Linked DNA regions of Mus musculus: region 2 is linked to region 1. Evidence: chromatin loops called from intact Hi-C (ENCODE). Cell type or tissue: left cerebral cortex. All regions are shown on one strand. Links, peaks and the distances in the headings refer to the core of each region. The heading gives the core; the rest is flanking DNA. Region 1 overlaps Dhx29 (DEAH (Asp-Glu-Ala-His) box polypeptide 29). Region 2 has its middle 4.2 kb from the start of Cdc20b.

Region 1 (2,910 bases), core at 161-2,660:
ATCTTCCAACAGGAAGTGTGGCACCTGGGTGCTCTTGCCACTCCCCGTTTCACCTGCTACCACCACCACCCGGTGCCTCTTCAGAGTTTCCACAATTGAGTCCCGGTGTTTGAACACAGGTAGCTGCTGTCTCTCCTTCAGGAGCCTCTGATACTTGGGTGTGCTCTGTAGCCTCCTGAAGAGGCTCCTAACAGGTGCCAGGTCTTCTGCACTGGTTGGCTCCAAGGACAGCGCAGCAAGATCTTCGTCGGAAACTAAGTTTTCCCAGGATTCCTCGGGATCCTCGGAGCCCCCTTTCTCGCTTTCAGGACGCTGCTGCTGCTGTTGTTGCTGCTGCTGCTTCAACTTATTCAAGAGCTTGGCAATAAAAAGATCCCGTGGTTTGTTGGTTTCCATTTTATTGAGTTCTTCCCTTTTCTTCTCTTCATCACTCCACTCCAGCCAAACATCCCGGTACGTAGGAGGGAGTAACTGATGGACAGACTGAAAAGGAAAGCAGGAGCTACGTTAGACTGTGCTGACTAGATCTCAGAACTCAGTACATGAGGACACAGGGGAGTTGACTGTCTCTTAAAGTGGAGCTTTATTCTTAAACTCTAAAGTCATTAAGAGGAGAGGCACACGCAGAGGCTGCTGTCAGTATATAAATGGCGCACCATACTCGGGGTTCTTAACTTAGTGGCTATGTGACTGGGTAGGAGTGAGGTAATGCCTCTGCATTTAAAAGTAGCTAACAGCGGGCCTGTGAGCACGGTAAACTATGGAATGAATGTTTAATAAGCGTTCCTCTAGGGCTAGTACACACTATGTAGACGAACCACAGAGCATTTGGAAACACAAAGTTCCCCGTGAGATCTGGCAGTGGGACAGTGCTCTAAGTCAGAGTACTTTAAAGGGACGACACCAAACGGACCCTTCAGTTATTCTATTTGCCTGCTATCAAAGAACGATTCTCTCCGTGGCAGCAACAGTCGCTTTTACCAAGCACATATAGCTTATAATACTTTACTTGGGCAAAATTCAAGAAATAAGCATGAACTTTGGCAGAAGTTGGAAAAGAACAACTGTGTGGACTCCTACTTAGTCCGTGTGTAACTTCCTGTGGTGGTCTGAATGACAACAGCCCCACAGGATCACGTGAAGGCTTGGTTCCCCAGTTCAGGGAACTATTTGGAAAGATTAGGAGGTGTGGCCTTGTTGGAGGAAGTGTGCTAAAGGGAGTGGGCTTTGAGTTTTCCACCAGGTCCAGTGTTTCTCTCTCTCTCTTTCTTTCTCTTTCTCTCTCTCCCTCTCTCTCTCTGCCTGCTGACTGCTGAATGCAGAGCAAAACACAACGTTCTCAGCTACTGCTCCAACACCATCTGTCTGCTTCTTGCGGTTATGATCCTGTACTGACTCTGAAACTGTGAGCGAGCCCCTAACTGAATGCCTTTTGTTTGTTTTTAAATAAAAGTTGCTGTGGCCAAGGCGCCTCTTCCCATGGTCTTCGCCGCCAAGCAACACTTCCCATGAAGACGGAGAGCAAGTGTAGTATACAAAGGAAGTGCTGGCAATCTAAAATGTAAAAAGAGCATGGCGCTCTCTCAGAGAGTGTCTTCCCTCAGTAGGACTCTAGTCTTTAAGCCCTAAGCACATAGTTAACAGAACCTAAAATTGGAACTGGAGCCACCTGTCCACATTCGAGGCTGAAAGACCGAGTTTTCTGGGACGATCGTTGTTGCAGAATGACCATCTGTTACCCCAGATCCTCAGAGTTTAGACTTAGAGGCTCTGGCACACGCACACAGTGGAGTACACTGGGCAGACTCTGTCTAGACACAAACTCTGTTTGCTTTATACATGCCTTCCACAGAAAGCCTGAAAGTAACCTTATGCAACGCTTTCAGTAATCCCATTCGCAGAAGCACATTTCTCCGTGCAGAATTTTCTACATGGCATCCCGTCTGCAGAGAAGGCCATGGGTTCTAGAGCCTTAGGACTGCAGAGCTCTGCATCAGGGATGCTCCACTTGCACGGGCGTCTTTGGAAGCGTCAAGGCCTTGAGCGGCTCACCTGCCCCTTCACTAGCCGATAAAGGGCTAATGTGGCTCCCAGGTGCTGGGCTTGCATGCCGTCCTCGGTTAAGATTGTAGGACACACAACCAGCACGTCATCTTCAGACCTGACGACCCTTACCCTAAAAGCAGGAAAAGAACAATAAAACCTTTTTAAAACAACTTGATGAGGTCAGATCAAAAAAAGTCAGCAGCTCACTAAACGTAAACTTACAACAGTTGCTAAGTATTCCACGGGAGGCAGTGCATTAGACAACGATTACCAGCAAAGGGAACTGGAAATGAGGACTTTTAGAGTTTCTCGAATGCCTACTTGATCCATGTTTTGCTTCTGAGATAAGGTCTCCCTCTACAGGTCAGGCTAGCTTTGAACTCACTGGCCTGGAACCCCGCCTCAGCCCCCTAGGTGCTAGGATTACAAGCATGAACCAGCAAGCCTGACATCTCTAAACGTTTTCACAATTTACAGGAAACCAAAGGCTTTCAGTTCACCGTTTTCTAAAAGTTCATCCAGTTAAGCAGAAAAACCCACCTACATTTCCAGTATCTGCCTACGGCAACTTTCTCAAAGGAGGGGTTTGGACTCTTGGGAAGATTCTTCCTGACCCAGTCGATGAGGAATTGTTTGGGAGATTTGCCAGTCCAGCTTCGAGCAGTGTAGTCAAAGTTCCTTACATCGTGAGGTTCTTTCTTTTTACCTTAAATGGAGGCAAAGACTTGTTCTGTAAAAATGGTAAGAGCAATATGAACTCTCTGTGGAGCGAGTGATCAGCGTGCTCGCCCTTTTAAGAACAGCATTTCTGAAGGGACCGGGTGAAGAAGGACCAAAGGTTCGCTCTTCTCTAGGTGGGGCATC
Region 2 (2,910 bases), core at 116-2,615, 85 kb before region 1:
TTTCTCAACCACAAAATTATACTTTGATTCCCCATAACGTAGATGTCTCAGAAATATACGATGCGCCACATAAACCTCTTCCTCGGACTCTCAACCTCTTCCTTCCCACAAAGCTTCGCCAGACTTCCCCCCAACGCATTCTCCAAGCTCACGAGTGCGCACGCGTACTTAGGTCCTAGGCATCTCCCTGCATCAAATAAGATATCGTTATATTATCCTTTTTTGCCTCTCCTGCTGTATCCAACCACTTTTCCAGAAATGAAAACCAGAGAATTACCCCATCCCCAACTGCAACCGCCGCCAACCCCGGCCCCAATTCCTCCCGCCGAGCAGGTCCCGCGCCCGCCGGCTAGCCTCCCGCTCCGCTCGCGGCCGCTCCCGCCCCCAGCTCCCGCCAGCCTGTCCCGCGCCTACTGGACAAAAGAAACGGTTGGAGCTCGCTTTTAACGATCTGTTTGGCACGTGCCCCTTCAGGCGGGGCAGGGAGAGCTGAGCTGGGGGTGGGGTTGGATCACTCGGGTGGCGGGGTGCAGTGGACAAGCTAATGAGGTAGGGCTGAGGCTAGCCTCACTGCAGGGGGGGGGGGAGAGAAAGGAATCAAGTCCCCTCTCTTGAGCACCAATACTCCCCAGAACTCAGCTCAGAGTGCTCCAGCAACCACCAGCTGAGCTTCCTGCAGTGACTATGATCTCGGGAGACAAGTCTGAAAACACAGCCTGCCGCCTGCGGTGTATGGCTTCCCCACCCCCACCCACCATGTGCAAGCAGCTTACAGGTTTATTCTTCAGTCACTACCTAAGATCTAAGGATACGACCGGTCTTTTATAGCCCCAACTAAAGACGATGGAAAGTCGAGTTTCCGCGTGTGTGTGTGTGTGTGTGTGTGTGTGTGTGTGTGTGTGTGTGGTGTGTGTGTGTGTATAGAAGTCAGAGGTCAATCTTCATGGCGTTTCTCAGGAACTGTCCCCTGGAGGGGAACGGGAATGGGTTGGGGGAGGCTCTCTCACAGACACCTAGGGCTCTGATCTTCTTAGGTCAGGCTGGTTAATTCCCGGAATGCTCCTCTGGCTCCTTCAACGCTGGGATTACAAAACAGCCAATCTCTGCTTTTCATGTGGGTGGCTGGGAGAGGGACCCATGTGTTCAAGACTGCGTGGTCAACGTGTTATCTCCGGGGATCCCTGGTTTGTCTAGCTTGTAAAACATAAAAGTGAGCTCACACCTCCCACTGTTTCCTTACATATATTTTTAGAGTGGTTCATGTATAAAATACTACCTGATACCATAGTTCGCCTAGTTTCAAGGTGATGTGAGGCAAATATTAACTAAAAATAAATATAACACTGTATAAAGATAATGGATAAAATCAAGTTTATGATGATGGCACTGCACACTCCCCCCCCCCCCAAGAACAGCTGGGTCCAGAATGCTCTAGATTGGAACATGTCTTTCACTCTATTGGGGGAGGGGGGGCAGAGGCAGACAGATTTTTGTAAGTTTGAGGCCAGCCTGGTCTACACAGTTAGTTCACTGGGCTACATTGGGAGACCTGGTCCAAAAACAAAAAAGTTCATTTTCTGTTAGCACTCCAAATGCCGCGGAAGCTGAAACGGAGGGATGGTTTTTCTTACTGTGCTCAAGCCTTCTGTCCTCCTGTGTGCCCCATACTGATGCTACCATATAACACGTGACAGGGCAAAGTCAGCCTTTAACTCCCTGGATGCCCGAATCCAGGTATCCAAGACACATCCTTTTCTCTGTCTATATCTCTGTCGCACACACACCACTCCCCACAATAATTATTTTAAAAAATAAAAATTATAAAAGCCCTAAAGGTATAAATTTATTTCTTTGAGATGAAGTGACAGTACTTAGATGTCTAATTCAAAAAAATGTTTAAGTAATATGTGTTTGTTTGTTTGTCTGTTTGTTTTTCTAGACAGGGTTTCTCTACGTAGCCCTGGCCATCCAGAAACTCACTCTGTAGACCAGGGTGGCCTCGAATTCAGAGATTCATCTGCCTCTGCTTTCCAAGTGCTGGGATTAAAGTTATATGTCATCATGACCCAGCTTTAGTAATATGTCTTTTTTTTTTTTTTTTTTTTTTTTTTGGTTTTTCGAGACAGGCTTTCTCTGTGTAGACCCGGCTGTCCTGGAACTCACTTTGTAGACCAGGCTGGCCTCGAACTCAGAAACCCGCCGTAATATGTCTTTATAACATGCTTGTGCAGAAGTCGCCATCCTCATATTCAGCACCTATGTACAGAAGATGTCTAACGCATAGTAGGTAGCCAACAGACCATCTGAGTGAATTTTAAACTTCCAGCTCAACTCTAAGTAGACATACACTAAGGTAGAGGAACCTGGCTGGCTGGCTGTGTTAGCATGATAATGTTGGTGTCACTGGGGGAGCCCACACACATTTAAATATGTCCCAGCTCTCTGCTCACCAAGAGGCTTCTGGTTGGTGTCTTAAGCTGATGCCAAGAAGATTTACCAGGAAAAGGAAAGACCCCACAGAGGACAGTGACACATCTCCAATTGCAAGTGGGTTCTGGCTTGTCCGTCAGATCTAAGCTTGGTTCGCGCCAGCACCCCATAGCTACTATGGGTTGAGAACAGCTCTGGGGAAATATAATGGAACCATGTGATGTAAAGACCAGACCAGACAGACTCTGCAGGTCTGATTTCTCCCCTCACAAGCCTGGCTCCTGCGACAGAGGGGGTGTTAATCTACTGCTTCAGTTACAGCCACAAATGACCAACTAGAATGACTGGCAACATGACACGACACAACTACAAAGCTTTGTCTGGCATCACAGAGAGTCGCCCTCTAGCATGTTCTGACCATGAACACCAAGACCCCCTTGTAACCAAGAGCATGCAAAGCATTAATTTTCAGAACTTGAC

Evidence for each region. Hi-C counts contacts between places; a loop is a spot of excess contacts. Peaks named below come from ENCODE experiments on the same cell type or tissue, not always from the same donor. Only the 100,000 strongest peaks of a DNase experiment are listed, where the experiment ranks them.
Region 2: a loop joins it to region 1, with 2.7 times the contacts of the local background. A loop is called at or near these places in 5 of 42 quality-filtered maps.

The regions. Positions count from the first base shown.
Region 1 is chr13:112,944,336-112,947,245 of GRCm38, reverse strand. Dhx29 (DEAH (Asp-Glu-Ala-His) box polypeptide 29) reads right to left here. Exons shown (of 27, transcript NM_172594.3): 9 at 2,587-2,752; 10 at 2,053-2,176; 11 at 1-483. Among named protein-coding and RNA genes, the nearest start is that of Dhx29, 18 kb to the right of the region's middle. In left cerebral cortex, for the core only: no CTCF peak of the experiment used is centred there; DNase peaks (open chromatin) are centred at 593, 1,393 and 1,709.
Region 2 is chr13:113,029,708-113,032,617 of GRCm38, reverse strand. No RefSeq gene overlaps it. Among named protein-coding and RNA genes, the nearest start is that of Cdc20b, 4.2 kb to the left of the region's middle. In left cerebral cortex, for the core only: no CTCF peak of the experiment used is centred there; DNase peaks (open chromatin) are centred at 177, 659 and 1,129; H3K4me3 peaks cover 658 bases.